Regions from separate parts of the Mus musculus genome. Here region 1 is linked to region 2. The links are chromatin loops, found by intact Hi-C in ENCODE. Cell type or tissue: gastrocnemius. All regions are shown on one strand.

Region 1 (5,000 bases), 330 kb before region 2:
TAAGTGATCTATTGTATTCCTCTCACTTGATTTATCAATTCCGACAAACTGTTAGACCCCATGAACCAGAAAACTTAAAAAGCATGTCTTAGCCTGTGCAGAGCAAAGCTAAGGAGGCCGTGGCAGATGCTTTCAGCTGTAGTAACCAGGACTTCGCATAAGATTATGGCGAGCTAATGACAGCCTGGGTTTCATCTTAATGAGGACTCAAATTAAAGAGGACTCCCTAGAGCTGGAGAATGACAGGTCCAGATGAAATACAAGGAAATATTTGTTAATAGAAAAATATTACCCTATGAAGTGTTGAAACAGTCTTGAAAATAGAGGCGTCTGAGGCAGGCCAGGAAAGATCCTACCCAAGAACATATAATCCTATGTGACACGCCTGGGAGAGCTGAGGCAGACATTCTGTGTTTTTATGGTGCGGCGTCATGTTTTACCTTAAATCCATGAAGCCAGAAATGGGTTTGTGTGTGAAGCATGCATCAGATCTTCTCACCCAGAGCTACTACACGTTATGTGTTGAACTGCTAAAGTCAATTCAGCAAGCAAGAAACAACCTCACTCTTCTCTAGAATGACCCAGTTAAAGGCAACTGCGGGGTGTGCAAAGGAAGTTGAGGCTACGGCACTACTCATCTGGTTACATTTGCCTGTGGTAGTCAGCTTCCCGTTACTGTGACAGTGTCCTAGGATGACAAACTGTCAAGAGAAAAAGGTTCATTCCACTCATAGGTTTGGAGGTCCAGTGATCTCCTGGAGCTGCTTTTCTAGGGACTGTGGCACCTATCATGGTAGGGGTAGAGAAAAGCTGTCCACCTCACTGCAAGGATAAAAAGCAAAAAGAAGATTCCACAGGACCCTTGAAGGCCTCCCTGAAAGGAAATTAAAAATCTCCCATTAGACCTTGCCTCTGAAAGTTTCCATCCACCTACCAGTAGGAGCAAGCCTGTGTTGTAGGGGCTTTGGGGGAGACTCTCCATAGTCACACTAATAGAACCTACTAAAGAGACAGTGAGCAGGGTGCTATATCCAGTTCCAGTTAAATTACCTGGGTTCAGACTCTAGGTGTCACCTCCTGTAGCATGGCATTTCTGAGTCTCAATTTCCTTGCATATAAAACAAATACAATAATAAAATCTAATTTTTATTTACTTTTATGCATGTTTTGATGCAAATTTATACATACCATGTGCCAGTAGAGGCCATAAGAAGCCATCAGATCCCCTTGACCTGAAGTTACAGGTGCTTGGGAAACACTCATTGTGCATACTAGGAACTAAACCCGGGTCCTCTGCAAGGGCAATATTTCTTAACCGCTGAGCCATTTCTCCAGCTCCAGATAACAGGACCTATATCCTGGATCATTATGAGAAGCAAACCCATTCATTACCAGCAGGTTTCAGACCCCCACAATAGATATAATAATAGTATGAATGTACAAAACATTAGGTGTGTAAATACGCACAGAAGTTCAGACTCATGATACGTGTTTGGAACAAGTTGTCCTCCTGAGAACTGAATTGTAAAAACAGATGATCTGTCTTTCATATGATGTAACTGAAGTGAGGAGGGACAGCATCACCTACCCGTGAGCTCCCTGCCAGGTAGGGTCTTCACCTGTCACCTGTCACTGTGCAGCTCCAGGGGCTTAGGGGAAAGCAGATACCATTGCAGCATAAATCAGTGCTCATTACAATAAACCCTTTCTCAACAAATGACTATGGCACATGGAATGTTTAAAATCGAGCAGCATCAGTTAAAGGTATCCAAATCAATTAAAGAACAGCAGCTTTTCCTTTTTATGGTTTTAGTCTTTGTAGGAAAGACGTGGGTTATCTCACAGCAATCTCCCCTAGAGTAGATAGGATCCCAGAAGTTTGCTCCCCACCCCTCAACCCCTGAGACATCTATTTATTATTCCCTAACACTCCACTATCTGGAACCCTCATGAGAGAGTCTGTGCCTCACCTGGATTTCTAGGATGCCCAGGATCTCCTTGCTTACCGTGTCCTATCCCACTTCATTCTCCCTTTGACTTTTGACATGAGCAAATCAGGCTTAACTTAGTGCCCCAAATCACCTGAGTGTTTTAAAGTGCAGTTTCCAGGACGCTCTTCCTGAGATACTGATTCTGCCAGTCCGAGGAGGTGGGGCAGTGTGGGTGGGGAGAAAAACCCTGCATTTTTGTCAAAAGGCTCTCGATGTCCTTTCATTGGTTGTTAAAAGAAACAGCATCTTGTGAGCTCTTGCCCTCCAGACACTAGTGGGCGCTGTTCTACCCAGACCAACCACTGCCTCTCCTTTCCAGTCCACCAGTCTGAGGACTCAAACTCGCTCTTCAGTTACAGGTCAGAGATAACTTTCTCGAGTTGTGTCCCTAGAGCATGCTCTGTTTGCTTTCTTTCCGGTCTTCGGCATACTCCACGTAAGATCATGTTCGTTTGTATGTCTCTTTGCAATGGGCAATGAGCCTCTGGACTGCCAATTTCACGCTATCTTCTCATTCCCCTTAGACACAGAGTACACAGTGTAGCGCACCAGGACTGCAAGCCCTTGGTGACACAGAAGTTATCTAAGAGTCCTTAGGCGTTCCATAAATACCAAGAATTGAGCAGATCTTGTGTCGCCAGAATAACTGCTTAGGTCAGTCTAGAACTATCTCCAGATAAGGCAGGCGGATTCCACACTGTGGGGTCATGGATGCAGAAGTTTCTGGGACAAGTTGTGCATAGGTCTTTTCTTATTCTTTCCTTTCAGAGTAATGTTAAGAGGTACTCAGTATTTTAATGATTGCCAAGGTATGAGATTGGATACAGGAAAAACATAACTAGAAAACAACATTCACCTTAGGATGGGGAGTCATCTTCTAGACTAATATTCAGAACTTCACTTTCCAAAGTGTTTGATGGTGTTACATTTTGCTAAAGCTAAGGGCTATTTTCTCGATAAAGCATAGCTGCACTTACTCCAGGCAAATGGTCAAAATTGCTTGCCTTCTGTCCCTACCTCCAGGATATCTATGTAGAGAAAGTACACCAGTTAAAACCAGGAAAGCTGCCAATTTGTATGATCATTACAAAACAAAGTGCACCTGTGTGTGCTTTCTCTTTGTGTATATAAAATAATTTTATTCTGTTAAGAGTTGAACCTGGGGCCTCATGCTGAACAGGCACAGGTCCACTGAGATACATACTCAGCCCTACAAAACATTATTGACCAAAATCTGAAGATAGAAAAATAGTAAATGCATATGATATAACAGCACACAAATGCTTATTATAGGCATACTAACATGTTAATATATAATATGTAGCCGGGGGTGGTGGCCCACGCCTTTAATCCAGAGGCAAGCGGATTTCTGAGTTCGAGGCCAGCCTGGTCTACAGAGTGAGTTCCAGGTCAGCCGGGGCTACACAGAGAAACCCTGTCTCAAAAAAACCACACACACACACACACACACACACACACACACACACACACACACACACATATGCAAGGAGCAAGGCAGCAAAGCTGGTGAGTAGCAAAATGAAACAGGCCATTCCTGCAGCACACTTATTTATCCATCCAACATGGACTCATTAAATGTTCCTCCTGAGAGTTAGGCAACAAACAGGCTTCCTTCTGTCAAGACAGCACAAACCACAAGGAAAGGTTTAACAAAGAGATCACAGCAAAACAGAGCACTTTCCACCTGGAAAACAAAGTGGGGGCAGGAGGGGGGGACACATTCTAGAAGCTGGAAGCTGGAGACAAGAGTTTGTTTCTGAGGCCAGATTACGTCTCAGGAAGTATGACAATTTTAATACAAGTGGATGATAGTAATTGGAAAAACTAACCCCACATTGATATTCAAGGAGAATTGTGGTAATGGCAATAACTTCGTGCCTTCCAAGGAATAAAGATGCCTTCTGGAAGATTCTGTTAGTCTCCTTTATCTTACACAAAGAGCACAAACTCATATATTTCAAAAATTGGAAAACTGAAATTTAATAATTTTTCCCATAATTTCATAGCAACATGCTGTATGCAATGCTACCTTAGAAAACACAGGGCAGGGTACTATGAAACTTGAGCAAGATTAAAGTTCTTCCCTGAACAAAACGTTCCCTTGAGAATAGAATAACCCTCTATTATCTTTGTAGAAAGTCTGGTACTCTTTGGTCTCTGTAGATTTTTAATTAGATATATATTTAGTGTGTCTGTATCTGTTTACCTGAGTATGTCTCTCTCTCTCTCTCTCTCTCTCTCTCTCTCTCTCTCTCTCTGTGTGTGTGTGTGTGTGTGTGTGTGTGTGTGTGTGTGTGTGTGTGCCTGTGTTGATTTGTTTTTTGAGTCAGGGAAATCACTACGTTGCCCAAGCTGACCTTGAAATCTTGAGTTCAAATGGTCTTCCTTCCTTCCATCCATCCTTCCTGATAGGATACAGGCACACACCACTATAACTAGTGAAACTAATTTCTACTTATATGATTCCTCACTGTCCAAAGTTTCACCTTCCAAGTCATATTTGCAATTAGGCATGTTCTAAGAACTCTAAATATAGAAGTCTAGAAATAATTTATAATTTTTATCTCATAAGCATGGTTGAAATATTGCACCATCCTACTGTGTCCCATCCAGAAGGAGTCCTGCCTTTGTCAAGAGTATACACATAGTATACACCACACACTTTACTAGGCATCCCAGTTATCAGATTCATTGAAGTCATATTATGGCTGTATGTGGGGTCAGATACCCAGTGAGTGTCTTGAAGTATATCCCCAGATGAAGGGGGCTACTGTACTTTCCAGGCTGCGTGTACAGTGAGTAGCTCTTTACTATGTTCCTTACATGCCTCTCTTAAAGATGTCACATTTTGTCTAAGCTGAACATGCTTCTACCTTGTGACCTCATCGTCGTAGCTACAGAAGGTCTTGTCAGGAATGTCGTTCAGCAGAAGGAGAAGCCCCAGATCATCATTTTACACGGGGATCACACACATATGAAACAAGGGTT
Region 2 (5,000 bases):
TAATAAAACGGGTCCAGAAAAAGGAAATGGGAGGAAAACATAGCTACATAGCCAAGGAAGTCTATGCATATTTGTGGGCCCAGATTTGTGCTTGGAAAAATTCCTACATATCAGGAGAGTGCCGTGAAGTGTGTATTCAGTTAAATCCCCAAATTTAGCCGCTGTGTTTGTGGGAGAATAAATATTAGATTTATCTCTTTAGACCTTGAGTTTTATGAACAACAAACTGAAATAAACAATAGGAAATCGACAACAAGGGACTGGCTATTATCTAGAAGAAGATTCTCTGGCCCTGAAGATGTCTCTCTCCGTGATTGAGACTATAGTTGCTACTTCCTGTTCCTTGAAAGGACAATGGTGTCTTATTGGAGGTGCCTAGCTAACCCGACCTTGCCTTAATTCAGCTGGGTCCCTGGTTACAAAGTAAAGCCTCTGAAATCCTAAGCATCAGAGGCACTTGGCTGCAGAAATCCACAGCTTACCATCCACATTATTATCACCCCCTCTTCACCACCGAAAGTCAGCGTTCCAAATGTGACATTTGTGTTCATTACAAAATGAAACCACTGGCCCGTTTAATTAACATTTGCTGTAAATATTCAGTGGTTCCCCAAGTGCCAAGAGGTAGCTAGCTGCAAGAGTGGCAGCAGGGCAGGGGCCTGGCAGAGCTCTCGCTGGCTGACGTCATCTGGATAGAGGTCAGTGTGTTACAGCCTTAGCTCATAGCCTCTGTGAGGTAAAAAAGAGATGCCATTCCCCAAGGCTGCAGGCAGGTCTAGATGTATAATCATTCAAGCAACCAGAATGGAGTACATACCTCAACTTCAGACTAGGATAAAATACTGAGTCCCGAGTCCTCTGAGCTGCTGTGGGTGTGACATGGCTCCTGGAGGTTACCATTCTGGCTGGCTTTGACCTCAGCCTAGACGGTTGCTCCTTTCAGCTCAGAAGAAAGCACTAAGATTATCCCTGGTGTGTGTGGAAAATAACTTATTTTAATATGTACATTTTGTGGGCTGGAGAAATGACTGGCGCGGGGCGGGGGAGGGGGGGAGTAAGACTGAATAAGCTGAGGGCATGGCCAGCTCAAAGGTATGGTTAAGGGGAAGGGTTTATTATAGGTGTGAGGAAGAAAACAGCCAGAGGCATCTGGAAGAGCATAGAGCAGAGAAGGCAATAGAACACGACCAGCAGACTGGCTTTGACCATGGGGTTAGAGGAGAGAGAAAGAGAAGGAGAAGACCAACATGGAGCAAAATGGAGAGGGGGTGCTGAAATAGCAGGGCTATAAAGAGAAGTGAGTATCTGGGGAGGGAAGCCCATGAGCTAAAGGCAGCGCTGAGAAGAGCCAGGATGCTAGCATGGACTCTGAAATGTGTGCTTGTACTTGTGATGCTGGGAGCCTGGAAGCCAGCGTGCACTTTAGTATATGAGTAAGCACCACAGATGTGTGCCTTGTGCCAGTGATAAGGGGATGGCTCTTTGGTAGAGAGGGAAGCAGCTTCATGGGTTCCTGGGGAATGCTGGCTTTTGTCTAGCCACCAGAATTCAGGGAAATGGAGTTTCCTTTGGGCCTGACAGCTGCCAGGCCTGGTGACCTGAGTTCCCTCCCTGGAACCCAGGTGGTGGACAGAGAGAGATGACTCTGCCAAGCACTCCTCTATCCTCCACAGACACAAGTGCATTCACACACAGGGAGGGGTTTGCCTTGCTGTTCAAGTATGATGAAGCCAACAGATCAAGGGTTGAAAGTGTCCTGTGACAGAGCCCAGGAGAAGAGGTGATGTCACATGGTGCCGGGAGAGTTGGGAGGCAAAGGGGGGAAAAGAAGGCAGTATCCTCTACTGGGCTTTCTATGGAAAGCCACTGCCGCGCTGGGAAAACAGGCTTGGGATTGGCTAATTTAAATGACTATGATTTCAATGGGCTTTCCAACCTAGGGCCTTTCCCATGTCATCTGGAACATGTCTCTGGTCAGAAAGGTAGGGGACCATGAGAGAAGAGATGGTGGCAGCATTTGAGAGTCAGTAGAGGTTGTAGAAGTGAGACTTTGGGCCCCTTAGTCATATTTGAGAGTTAGAGCTCTGATGGCCATGGGTAGCTTACTAGCTGTATGAACTGGCTGACTTTGAAGCCAGCAAGGCCCAGACATTCACGCATTGTAAAGATACGGTTAATGCCGAGCAGACTTGGGGTTGCCTGTATAGACCCTTGCAGCGGAAGATACATCTTTTGTTTTCCCTGGACTCACTCAGAAACTCAGAAGGTTCTTTGTAAACTGTTTGAGGAAGCCATCCCTTCCCTACATGGGCAGTTAAGGAGGAGCAACAGTGCCCCCTACTGACACAGAGGACCACAAACCAGATGTTCATAAAAGCACCAGACCTAGTTTTTTGGAGGGGGAGAGAGGAAAGGGCAACCTCAACTTTTCTTGCAAACCATCGAGTCCCCTCATTTCCCCAGAAATCTCTTCAACCTTGTGCCCGGCCAGGGTGGGAATAGAGATGTCTCGGGTCTCTTTTCATCCAGACATTTCACTTCAGAGTTTCCTAGCACAGATCGAAAGTTCAGGATGAATTAAACGCCCAAGGTTATGAACAAACACATGCCAGGCCCCAAGCCTCCAGGATTTTCCAGTCTGTTGTCTTGGTGATAAAGGTTAACAGGAAACTGCTTTCCGATTTCTGTCAAGAGGAGGATTGCTCTCTCTCTCTCTCTCTCTCTCTCTCTCCCTTTCCCCCTCCGCTCCCCCTCCCCTCTCCCTCTCTTGCTCTCCCTCTCTTGCTCTCCCTCCCTTCCACCTCTCTCCTAGCCATGCTTGTCATTTCTGCACCTCCTTGGACTTGACTGCCAGATGGTAGACGTCCATGAAAACGGAAGCGGGCGCCTGAGACAGCAGGGCTGCCGCCTCATTTACTTCTCCATTACCGCAGCGCGGAAGGGAGAAGTGGAGTGTTGGGCTCTTAGGAGATAGTCTTCAGGAGAAACCTGGGGCTGAGGAGGGGGGCTGAGGAGGGGGGTACACAGGACATCTCTGTGCTTTAGTTGAGGACTAAGGCAAACGGGATAAAGACACAGGACTTGGAAAACTGGGCTATTTCAGACCCCGTGGGCTTCCACTCAAACATTACTATGGCGATAAGCCTTCCCTGCCAGGCTTGGGAGGTCACTGGTGGGTTTTTGTCATTAAGAGACAAGCAAATCAGCAGCCATGCTTTATCCACTTTCTGTGTAGACAGGGAAAGACAGGAAGTAGCCTGAAACCTGGCTGTGTTGGGGGGTGAGACCCCACACCTGAAGTTTTATGACATTTTGCTTATCATTTGTTATTTCTTTGTCCTTACTCTTTCTCTGCTGATGTGGCTTAAATCTGAATTATACACACGCACACACAGATAGATACACACAGATGCAGACACATGCACACACACATACACACAGAGAGACACAGACACACATATACACACAGAAAGACACAGACATACAAACACACACACATACACACACAGAAACACACACACAAGCACAGACACACACAAACACACATGTACACACATACACACAGACACAGGCACACACACACATACACACAGAGAGATACACACACACACAGATACAGACACATGCACACACACATATACACAGAGAGACGCAGACACACACGTACACAGACATACACACACACATACACAGAGAGATACACACACAGACACATGTGTAAACACACAGAGAGAGACACAGACACACATATACATACAGAAAGACACAGACATACAAACACACACACATCCACACACACGCACGCACACACTCACGCACATACGTTTGTTGAATGTTCGGACCCAACTGGTGCTGCCATTTGGGGACATTGAGGAACCTTTGTGACATGGGACTTATCTAGCAAAGGCAGGTTGCTGGAGGGAAACCTTGGAGGATATATTTGTCTTGGTTCCAGCCTGAGCTCTGTGCTTCCTAAACCATCCACGAAAACATGAGCAAACCTTTCTGAAAGCCCCCTCAGCTGCCACACTGTCCCTGCCACGCTGGACTGGTGTCTCCAAACATCAACCCCAAATGAGTCCTTCCTCCTTTTCATTGCTTCTGTGAGGTGTTCCTTCACAATGACAAGAAAGTAGCATACTACCCCTTAGGGACTCTGACCAAGGTGGGACAGACTGAAGAAAAGCTGAGCATCAAAGTTAGCAGTTATGTCAGGCTCTGTACTTGATCTAGAGGCACAAAGATAACAGTGGTATGCCCCACCCCTCCTGGAGGCCTGGGTTGTCAGAAATGACAGGGCTGAGGGAAGTGTACTGAGCAGTGCCCCAGGAGCTCAGGGGAGGGGCTGTGCTTGCATATATGGTGGAGCTGGGGGTAGGGGAGCAGGAGCTATAGCAATGTCCTCTGCGGGGTGGCTTGGGCAGAAGCACGGCTGTCAGGTGATCTCTGAGCCAGCATAAACTTCCAGGAGTGCAATCCCATACTCACCCAGTCAGCCATTACCCCACTGTGTCCATGTCTCACTATCAAAACGGAACACAGTACCAGAATAATAGCAGACTCCCCCGAAGGCTAACGGTGACTTTTCCACTATGTGATAATTTGAGTCTACATTTGTGGAGTCTGAAATAGCTCAATTTTCAAAGTACTTCCCTGTCTGTGTTGCTTTTATTCCTCTCGTTTTCTCTCTTCTTTCCAGTTTGTTATTCTGCCTGCCCTTTAACAACGACAGCGCAGCTAGAGAACGACCAGTCCCCTCTGGCAGGCTTTGCACATGAGGACCATTCAGTAACCCTTTGGAATTTTGCTAACTCTGACTTTGCAGTGAGTTGCTGTTGTCTGTTGATGGAGGTGACCGGCCTGTCTCTGAGTGACACCAGGTTCACTGGCACCTGCACACAGTCACCAGAGCAGCTTCTTCACACACATCGCTTGCTCGCTTAGTCTACAGACCAGAGAAAGGGTTCTGAGACTGGCCTGCCTGGCCTGGGTTTTGTGAG

What was found. Hi-C counts contacts between places; a loop is a spot of excess contacts. Peaks named below come from ENCODE experiments on the same cell type or tissue, not always from the same donor. Only the 100,000 strongest peaks of a DNase experiment are listed, where the experiment ranks them.
Region 1: a loop joins it to region 2, with 2.2 times the contacts of the local background. A loop is called at or near these places in 2 of 42 quality-filtered maps.

What each region holds. Positions count from the first base shown.
Region 1 is chr2:4,157,471-4,162,470 of GRCm38, forward strand. The region is part of intron 1 of Frmd4a (FERM domain containing 4A); the gene reads left to right. Among named protein-coding and RNA genes, the nearest start is that of Frmd4a, 7.1 kb to the left of the region's middle. In gastrocnemius, a CTCF peak has its summit at 2,263; no DNase peak of the experiment used is centred here.
Region 2 is chr2:4,490,402-4,495,401 of GRCm38, forward strand. All of the region lies in intron 4 of Frmd4a (FERM domain containing 4A), which reads left to right. The region is part of intron 3 of Gm39751 (a long non-coding RNA gene); the gene reads right to left. Among named protein-coding and RNA genes, the nearest start is that of Gm39751, 21 kb to the right of the region's middle. In gastrocnemius, a CTCF peak has its summit at 2,331 (motif pointing left); DNase peaks (open chromatin) are centred at 669, 1,702, 2,332 and 2,870; H3K27ac peaks cover 1,023 bases.